Linked DNA regions of Homo sapiens: all the other regions are linked to region 2. A link is a contact called in ENCODE Hi-C or POLR2A ChIA-PET data. All regions are on one chromosome and are shown on one strand. Each heading gives the region's core, a stretch centred on a gene start or an enhancer-like site at or near the end of the contact. The rest is flanking DNA. Distances are from core to core; before and after follow the strand shown.

Region 1 (2,909 bases), core at 389-2,888, 850 kb after region 2:
CTTCTCTTTTCTAATATTTTTATATTCTCTTACTCTTGTCTAATTGCACTGGCTAATAAAACTAGAAAAATGTTAAGTAGATGTGGTGACACTGGGCATTCTGAGCTGCTTCTAATGTTGTATCATTAGGCACAGTAAAATTACTTTTTTTTTTTTTTTTTTTTTTGAGACGGCGTCTCACTCTGCCGCCCAGGCTGGAGTGCAATGGCGTGATCTCGGCTCACTGCAGCCTCTGCCTCCCCGGCTTAAGCGATTCTCCCGCCTCGGCCTCCCAAGTAGCTGGGATTAAAGGCGTGCACCACCATGCCTGGCTAATTTTGCATTTTTAGTAGAGACAGGATTTCACTATGCTGGTCTTGAACTCCTGACCTCAAGTGATCCGCCCGCCTCGTCCTCCCAAAGTGCTGATGTATTACAGGCCTGAGCTAGCGTGCCCAGTCCCTAGAAAAAAAAAAACACCTCGTACACAGCTGACGTTCAAAAAAATGTTGACTTTCAGTGAATACTATGCTAGCACATACACACAAAAGTAGTACGGGATCATGCTACACAGAAATAAAAAACACTAAGTAAACATTTACTGAGCATCTCCTGGGTGCCAGGCACTGGACTAGGCACTGCCTTAACAGCTCTTTCGGAGTTGATTTTGAACGCATACAACGACGGAAAGAGCACCGCAGTGGGAATGTGAAGACTTAGGTTCTAATCTTTCCTCGGTCACTGATTTGATGACCTTGGGAAGTTCTTAACCAACAGATTCCACTTGCCCAAAAGGAAAGAATTTGAGTGAAGAGGAGGCCGTCTTGGAATTCATAAGGGAAAAGGCCTCAGGTTACCTCTGGCCTTCCCTCCCCACGTACTAAAGGAGAGTTTATAGCTGATGAACCACAGATGGGGCAGAGAGAAGGGCGGTGGAACTAACAGATATGGGGACACCACCAAAAATAAAACACAACGCAAAACAAAACAGCGCGGACCCCGGCCATCCCTTGCACCTCCCCTGTGAAACACGTCAACGTCAGTTACGCTCTCTCGTGACGGGAATGCAGAATCTGGGCTGCCGGGCACCATTTCGCGAACCCCAAATTCTCACACGCACCCCATAACGTTCCGCCGGCTCCCAGGCCCGGCTGGGGGAACTAAACTTTCATCCTCCATCTCCCGGTCCCGGACGGCCCCCTAGAACGCGGGCAAGGTATCTAGGCCGACGGCCCCTCATGGGGACCCAGGCCTTCTTACTCTTTTGGGGGTACATTCAAGGCTTAGAGGCCACCCCAGACACCATCTCCGGAAGAGTGACGTCGGAGGACGAGGGGGCAACGGAAAGGTCAAAAAGGTCGGGGAGTTTCGTTCGCGGAGCCGCACCCCTCGGCTGAGACCCGGGCCTGCTCGGGGGCGGAGAGGAGGCCGGGCCCCAGGCTGTTGAGTGGCCGCCCTTCCAGCCAATGGACACGTCGCCCCGCCACGCTGGGGCCCGCCCCTCCCGGCTCGCTGTACTCACTTTCCCCACTTCGGCGTTGCCCATGGAGATGACTTTGATGCGGAGAGACCTGCCGGGCTCCTTCCGCTTCGGCATGTTGGCCTCCATGGCCCTGGCTCTCTCGGGGCCACCCGCCTCGGTCTCTTCTTGTGCACCGCTGGCCCGTCCCTCAGGCCTCCTCGTCCAATGGCGGAGCCGCTGCTCTCGTCACCGCCTCGCCTCCGCTGCTCGCCATCCCCGCCGCTGCCTGGCAGCAGGCGCGGGCGGTTGGGAGCGTGGGGAGCCGGGGGAGGGAGACGGGAGTCTCGCGATGCTAGCGCGGGGCTGCTGACGTCATCTGCAGGCCCTGGAGACGCGACTGCAGTTACCGAGTTTCTAAGGCCTCGTCCCCTGACGGGAAGGCGGCGTTGGGGGGCGGCTGGGTTTACCCTTCGAGGTGAGCGCGTCCTTGTTTTCAGGGACGCCCGGACGGGAGGCGTTTGTTGCTTTCGCAGCCGAGTGGTGGAAATGTATTGGCTCTTCAGGGCGGGTCTGGTAGTGTCTCGTCCGTTTGGGAGTGTTTTTTTTTTTTTCTGGATTCTTTTTCGGTTCCATGGGCCGGGCTGCTGCTCCTCTTCCCCCTCCAATATTTTGTTCCCCTTGCTCGAGATCCCCGAGAGGCAGACCCCAAAGCCAGGAAAGTGGGGAGGTCGGAACCCTGGTTCTGGAAGAGGGCCTTGGGCAAGGCGTGAAGCGATTCTGAATCTGGTTCCTATTGTTTTTTATTTTAAATGGAGTTGTCTATTTGGAGTCAAGGCAAGAGTGTTTAGTCTTGGCCCTCCTATTACAGATCTCTGATGGATTTGTTGACTCCTCTGTGGGAGAAAGGCTTGGTCTACTGCAGGTGTTAACGCTAAGCCAGGCTGGAGCTGTGGACGTCAGTTTCCTCAGCTCCCCGCTGTTCGCTTCGAACGTGACCTCGACGTCTGCTCTCCCCTTCCCTTTAGCTGACAATGTGACAGTGCTTGAATAAAAGTCAGTCTGACAGGAACGGTAATTTTTTTTCAGTGAATATCTTCAGTTACAGAAGATAAATAGAACTTGACAATGATTATTTATAGTGCCCTGAAAAAAAATGGCTGCCAATTTCCCTGTATATTACAAAGACAAAAGTAGCATTGCTTCTTTTCTCACCTAACTTTAAACATCTTAAGGGAAGTGCATTACAGGAAGGCAATGAGCAAAGGCTCAACATTTCACAGTAAAGTCAGATTTTCCACATTTTAATTTTAAAATGTGTTTTTTAAACATTAAGTTTTTTTTAAGACAAGTTTATTCTGGATTGTTTTGATAATCAAATAATATAACTTAATTCACTGAAGCTTCTAAAATTATTTACAAATATGAAATATAAGTCCTGGTTAGAATTTGGATAGTTTTAAAGCTTAAA
Region 2 (2,922 bases), core at 259-2,758:
TTTATATCAACAGTAAAAAGACTAAGCCTAGAAACCTAAAATATTTATGTAGCTCTTTACAGAAAAAGTTCATTTAAAAGTCATGTCTGGGCTGGGCACGGTGGCTCATGCCTGTAATCCCAGCACTTTGGGAGGCCGAGGCAGGTGGATCACCTGAGGTTAGGAGTTTGAGACTAGCCTGACCAACATGGTAAAACACCATCTCTACTAAAAATACAAAAATTAGCCGGGCCTGGTAGCGCACTCCTGTAATCCCAGCTACTCGGGAGGCTAAGGCTCAAGAATCGCTTGAGAGGCGGAGGTTGCAGTGAGCTGAGATCATGCCATTGCATCCCAGGCTAAGCAACAAGAGTGAAATTCCGTCTCAAAAAAAAAAAAAAGTCATGTCTGCTTCATTTTTTGGAAGAATAGAAATAATAAGTAAATCAAGTCTTAGGTCCAAACTTGTTTTTTCTTACATTGAAACCTGGTGATGCTACACACAAGCTCCGCTCCTGGATTTTGATGAGGGCTGCACTGTCCACATGCTTGGTTCCCAAGAGGGTGTCTAACAATAAGCTCTGCAAATGGCTCATGTTCCCTCAACTCTGAAAGGGAAAGTGCAGTTGAAGCCATTGACTCTGGCTAGCTTTTAAAAGGCATGTGAATACAAATGTCCTTAAGACACTGCAGACAGTTCTAAGATCAGCAAGTGTACTTTGAAAAGGTACAGGGTGAAAACGGTGGTCCATCATTCAGGGCCCACCAGTACCCAAAGAGGAAAACAGAATCATAGAAAAATCACAGCTCACACAGAATAGGTTATGAAGCTGAGTTTGGAAAATCACAGCCTGGTGATTTTCTGGCTATGTCAATGGTTTACATCAGGATTATCTGCGATTTAAAAACAAACATTACACACTGAGAAAAACTCTGTAAAATAAAAAATAAAAACAAAAAACAAAACCCAGCCAGGATGGAGAGCTACCCTGCTAAGTTAAACACGACTAAAAGAGATTATGCGTGGCCATAAACCCACACATTCCCTTCCCGGTGACCTGCATCAGCGCCAGCTATGAACGCTGATCAACATCCCAATGGACTAAAAACACCTTGAAGGCACTTAAACCCACATTTCCCGCACAAGTCCCCAAGCCTTGGACCCCCCTCATCAGGACCTCCGGCACAGGCGCCCGTTTCCCGCCACTGCCTTCCAGTGGTTTGGTCCCCGAGCAGGACCCAAGGCGGGGCAGGGGGTGGTGAGCGGTGAATTCCCTGGCACCGAGGACTCGAGGGAGCGGACGCCACCCCGCTCTGTGGTGCCCGCAAGGACCCGGCGACCAAGGACCCGACCGTCAACGGACGCGGTTGCGGGTGGGTGGCGGCGGCAGGATTGGCCGGGCCACGCGCCGGTCACCGAGAAGCAGCGACTCCAGCCCCTTCCGCAAACCAAGACCCGCCACCTAGAGCCGCCGCCCAATCCCCTTTGGGCCTGAAGCCGTCCTCCGCCGCCCCGGCACCGCCCGCGCGGACTCGCTGTGGAACCCGCGGCGCAGGGGGCGGAGTGCTCGCGCGGCGCTGCGTCCGGGAGACGGTGGGCGCCAACATTCGCGCGTTCCGCAGACGCGGGCGGGCTCCCTTCCAGCCGCAGTCGGACGGCTCCGGGGTCGTCGGGCCGGGCCCGAGTGTGTAGCAGGACGGCCGCGGGCCTGCTGGCCTTGGGAGGGCAGAGAGGTGCCTGTCGCGGCCGGCGACCTCCCCGCCAGGCCGGGCGGTCCCCGCGCACGACGCGCCTGCGCGGGAGGCCCCCGGCCCGGGGCTGGCGTGGAGGCCGCAGGCGCCCGGCCTAGTGGGTGGGAGGAAGGGCCGGGAGTGGGCGCGATGAGCGAGAGCGGGTGCGGACGCCTACGACATCCCCGTCGCACCCGTGCCTCGGGGAGGACTTCGAGCCGCTCAGAGCTCGAAGACTCGCGCAGTATGACCGAAAGCCCCTCCCTGCCTTCTCTAAGCAGCTCAGCCTGTGTTTCTGTGGCCAGAAAGTTGCAGTTCTTCCCACTCGAGGCCACCAAAGTCAGAAAAGTGTTGCAAATGGGACTCCGAGAGGCCAGGCTGAAGCTGCCACACTGGCTGGAATGGGCTGCCTTGGAGGGGGACGTGGGAATCCATTCCAAGGGACGGGGGATTCTTTCAAAGAGCATCTCGCCTGCTTATAAAGGAGGCTGGCTCTGAAGCCGTCATCTGGAGTCTGTAGTGAAGGCCTCTTGTTAGGGAAACTGGATGGTTAGTGTTCAAAATCCATTTTGCGTGTGTGCAAGGACACAGGTGGTATTAAACAGAAGAGAAAATCAGATGACTGTGAAATGTTCAATACTAAATAAGATGATTTTTAGTTTTTCCAGGGGCATTGTTATTTGTGACCACAATGAAAAATGTAGACAGTGATGATCTGGTAACTGGCACACTTCCCAAGCTCAAGAGCTCAAAAGAATGGTTGGAGCCCAAGCCCCTTTGTTTTATGGAGGTATATATCAAATAGTGTGGGATTTGGAGATTTTTTTACTTGGATCGTTGCAGTAGGAAGTGGCTTGTGCTAAATATATTGTTTTTTCTATTGTTTGTTTTTATTTCATTCTGTTTATTATTCCCTTCACTTTACTAACTTTGTATATTCACTTTGCTGTTTTTTTCTAACATCTTAAGGTGGAATCATAGGTCATTGATTATATACCTTTTAAAATGTAACATAGCTATAAGTTTCTCTTGAGGTACTGCCTTAGCTGCATCACCCAAATTTTGATATGATGTATTTATTTATTTATTTATATTTGAGACAGGGTCTTGCTATGTTTCCTCCTGGAATCAAGCCATCCTTCCACTCCCTAGTAGCTGGAAGTATAGGCGCACGCCACCATGTCTGGCTAATTTTTGTATTTTCTGTAGAGA
Region 3 (3,006 bases), core at 271-2,770, 670 kb after region 2:
TGTAATCAGTAGCGACTCCTAAGTCCCTTTCTTGAGTCATGACTAACAACTAAGAATCATGAGACCCTCTTTTAAACTCAGGGGAGTCACTTAATCCCTGTAGGCTTCAGAGAGTTTCACCTGCGACAAGAGGAGTCTAACCTGATTTCTTGAGACCTCTTACTAGGAAGAAAATCTAAGTGAAAAGCCAGCAGCTTCTGTTCTGCCTACACAGATTCTCAAGGCATTTTTCCTACAGGTTACCGCTTGATGTTTCACTATCCAGCAGCAATTTTTCTCTTGAAAGATAATCTATCTTTGTCAGTTACCCATGAAGGGATTACTCCACCCCTCCACCTGAGTTCTGGCTTAAAGCCGTTTTTCCTTATTATAAAAAGCCGTTTATTATTAAAGCCGTTTTTCCTTATTATAAAATATGTGCTTAAGGTAGAAAATTTTAAAAATACAGATTAAGCATTAGGAAATAACCAAAATCTCACCATGCACTACTTAATATGTAGATGTATTTCTTTAGTTTTTCCTTTCAAAGTCTGGATCATTCTGTATATATAGTTCAGTTAGCTTCGCATCATGAGCACTCTTCCCGACCACTAAATATGCTTCAAAACCATAAGGGCTCCCATGAATATCCTTGTGCAAAGCTCTTTGGGTGCATCTGATTATTTTCTTAGGCTACATCTCTAGCAGCAGGATAGAGAGTCAAAGGGTAAGGGTGAGATTTGTTTGGTCATCTGCAAACAGAACCTGACTGCTATTTTAAAAGGTGTACCGATTTACACACCTGGTGCCTGGTCTAGCTGAAGCTAGGTTCAATTTATACTAACGTTTTTAGTATTTATTTTCAAATAATTTGGCGTCCTACCCAGGTAAATACTCAGTTTGACTTCACTTTGCACTGTCCCTTCGGGCTCGGTTTTGCAGGAGGACAGCACTTTGGGGCATGGCTTTAAAAAGTCGGCCAGTGCACAGGCGGAACAGCGGGGACACAGGAGCCACCACTTTACCGCGAGCCCAGCAGGGGGCGGAGGACTGCTGTCCACTCTTCACACAGTCAGGCCCTTCCCAAGGGCGCACCTCCAGGGAAACAGCTCCAGTCTAAATGTTAACGATCACCCCAACTCCCGCCGCACCCACTCCCCGCAGCCAGGCCTTCGGACCGAAGACCACACCCACTTCCGCCCTCGATGTCTCAGCACCTCCCCCTCCGCCCGAGTGCCTCACCTCGAGGACCACTTTGCGCATGCGCCCCAGCTCTTGGAGGTAAGCGGCTGTGTGCGGGTGGTCGCGGTGAGTGTGCAAGGCCGCGGTGGCCGCGTGACAAGCCTGCGCTACCAGTGCGCCCGCCGGCCAGGAGAACGGAGCTTGTGATAGATCCTTTCGTAACACCAAGTATTGTACCAGGACCTGCGGCTCCGCCCCAGAGGCCGCCATCTTCCTGACCACCCGAAAGGCCGGACCTACTCCCCGGTGCATCTTGGGATCAGGGCGGGGCCCTGAGCGCCGCCATGCTTTTGTACGGCAGGATCGCAAAGCACGCCGGGACCGGTTGGTTTGGTTTTGAAGACGTGGATGGCGGGAATTCTCGCTTCTGGCCTGGGTGAGCTAGAAGGGAGAAGGTAGGGGAAAGACCCATTGTCGGACCGGACCGTGGCCAGGGTGGCGGGCTGAACGGCCTTCTTAAAACTCCTTCCGTGGCCGGGAAGCCCGCTGGACCAGAGTAGCCGTGGCCTCGGGAGCGCGCCGGGGCCGCGGGATGGGCGCGGGGGTGGGCATGGACTCTGCTGGCTCGGACGATGGGAGAGGGCGGGCGGCTCAGGAAAGGGGATCCTAGCCGTGACATTTGTGTCATCCGCGGCCCAGGGGTTGTGCCTGAGTGGTGTGTGCCCTGCCGTCTGGGTTTGAATGGGACTAGATGTGATGTGACTGTTGCCATTTTTCTTTTATTAGCAAGGACATTGGAGTCCCTATCACCGGTTGCCTAGACAACTTCATGGGAAGGCCCTTGGGAATCTGAGATGGAGCAGGCGAACCCTTTACGTCCAGATGGCGAGTCCAAAGGAGGTATTCAGAGGGTCGCCGCCTCCTTCCTGCTGCTGCCCAAAGATGACCCGCAGGCTGAGAGAGCCCTTTCCTCCTGGAACTGACGTGGGACCTGGCCTGTTTGGGAGCAGAATAGTGAAAGGAACTAACATTGAAGACAAAGGGACAGGCAGCCAAGATTATTCGAGGAGGAAAAATGGCTTCGTTTCTAGGCTCCCACCCCTTTTGAAACGGATAAGTTGCATCCATCATATGCTCAGTGTTTATATTCTGAACTGCGGTTCTAGCCAGGGAGGTCCCTTTCCTCTCCCCGGATTTTTTGGGCCATGTATGCATTACTCTTGAGGGAGGGCCAGTGTAGGGCAGTGACTTTAGTGTTGGCTAGAACTGGTTTTGAGTGTTGGCTCTGCCATGATAAATATTGTGACCTTAGGCAAGTCACTTTATTCTCTGCCTCTGTTTCTTCATCTGGAAAATGGAGGTGAAAATAGCACTGTAGTTGTGGTTGTGGAAAAAGTATTTCTTTTGTGGTGGAAAAGTATTGAACTCAGACTTTTCAAGTGAAGCATTTAGCACATGTCTAATATATAGGAAATATTCAATGAAAGGCTTAATTCTTTACATACTTTGTGTCTTAAAATGTAGAAGGTGTTTAAAGAATGCTTGTTAGAGTTGCTTAGAATTACGAAACTATTACTTTTACTTAGTCCTTAGTCAATCCTTTGGAAACTGAGATTTGCGTTTGAATTTCTGTCCAGGAGTAAGTTGCTTTCTTCTTTAGTGCCTAGTAATATTTGTGGACAGTTCTGGTTTTGTGTGACTTTATGTTCTTTGCTACTAATACTTTTTAGAACTTTGAAATACTTACTCAAGCCTGATGCCTAAATCCAAAGGGTTCTACGTTAGTACTTTGGGAAAGCTTGCCATAAAACCTAACTTAAATTACAGTTTTAAAAAGAATTTCTG

The links. A loop is a pair of places that touch in the nucleus more often than their neighbours do. ChIA-PET counts read pairs that join two places held with the same protein, here RNA polymerase II (POLR2A). Pooled maps may share reads with other maps.
Region 1: a map of chondrocyte shows a loop between it and region 2 (9-fold over the local background). The contact joins the promoter of DNAJC27 here to the promoter of FAM228B in region 2. A Hi-C loop is called at or near these places in 1 of 168 maps with a recorded cell type or tissue (chondrocyte), 2 of 37 single-sample maps with no recorded cell type and 7 of 50 pooled maps.
Region 3: a loop to region 2 is called in a map of sigmoid colon, with 3 times the contacts of the local background. The contact joins the promoter of CENPO here to the promoter of FAM228B in region 2. A Hi-C loop is called at or near these places in 1 of 168 maps with a recorded cell type or tissue (sigmoid colon), 5 of 37 single-sample maps with no recorded cell type and 10 of 50 pooled maps. POLR2A ChIA-PET finds 5 or more read pairs at or near these places in 2 of 52 experiments (B cell and H1).

Annotation. Positions count from the first base shown.
Region 1 is chr2:24,970,317-24,973,225 of GRCh38, forward strand. DNAJC27 (DnaJ heat shock protein family (Hsp40) member C27) reads right to left here and starts at 1,639. Exons shown (of 7, transcript NM_016544.3): 1 at 1,502-1,639. The coding sequence starts at 1,588. It overlaps DNAJC27-AS1 (DNAJC27 antisense RNA 1), which reads left to right and starts at 1,796. Exons shown (of 3, transcript NR_034113.1): 1 at 1,796-1,916. RefSeq lists enhancers at 1,050-1,179, 1,133-1,651, 1,190-1,299, 1,560-1,669, 1,652-2,170 and 2 more and a silencer at 1,350-1,429.
Region 2 is chr2:24,121,961-24,124,882 of GRCh38, forward strand. FAM228B (family with sequence similarity 228 member B) reads left to right here and starts at 1,509. Exons shown (of 11, transcript NM_001145710.2): 1 at 1,509-1,573; 2 at 2,370-2,500. The coding sequence starts at 2,402. PFN4 (profilin family member 4) reads right to left here and starts at 1,374. Exons shown (of 5, transcript NM_199346.3): 1 at 1,158-1,374; 2 at 459-587. The coding sequence starts at 575. RefSeq lists a silencer at 1,441-1,940 and an enhancer at 2,011-2,260.
Region 3 is chr2:24,791,905-24,794,910 of GRCh38, forward strand. CENPO (centromere protein O) reads left to right here and starts at 1,521. Exons shown (of 8, transcript NM_001322101.2): 1 at 1,521-1,597; 2 at 1,948-2,061. The coding sequence starts at 2,016. It overlaps PTRHD1 (peptidyl-tRNA hydrolase domain containing 1), which reads right to left and starts at 1,487. Exons shown (of 2, transcript NM_001013663.2): 1 at 1,222-1,487. The coding sequence starts at 1,473. LOC105369164 (a long non-coding RNA gene) reads right to left here and starts at 1,171. Exons shown (of 3, transcript XR_939843.4): 1 at 863-1,171; 2 at 480-680. RefSeq lists an enhancer at 1,148-1,577.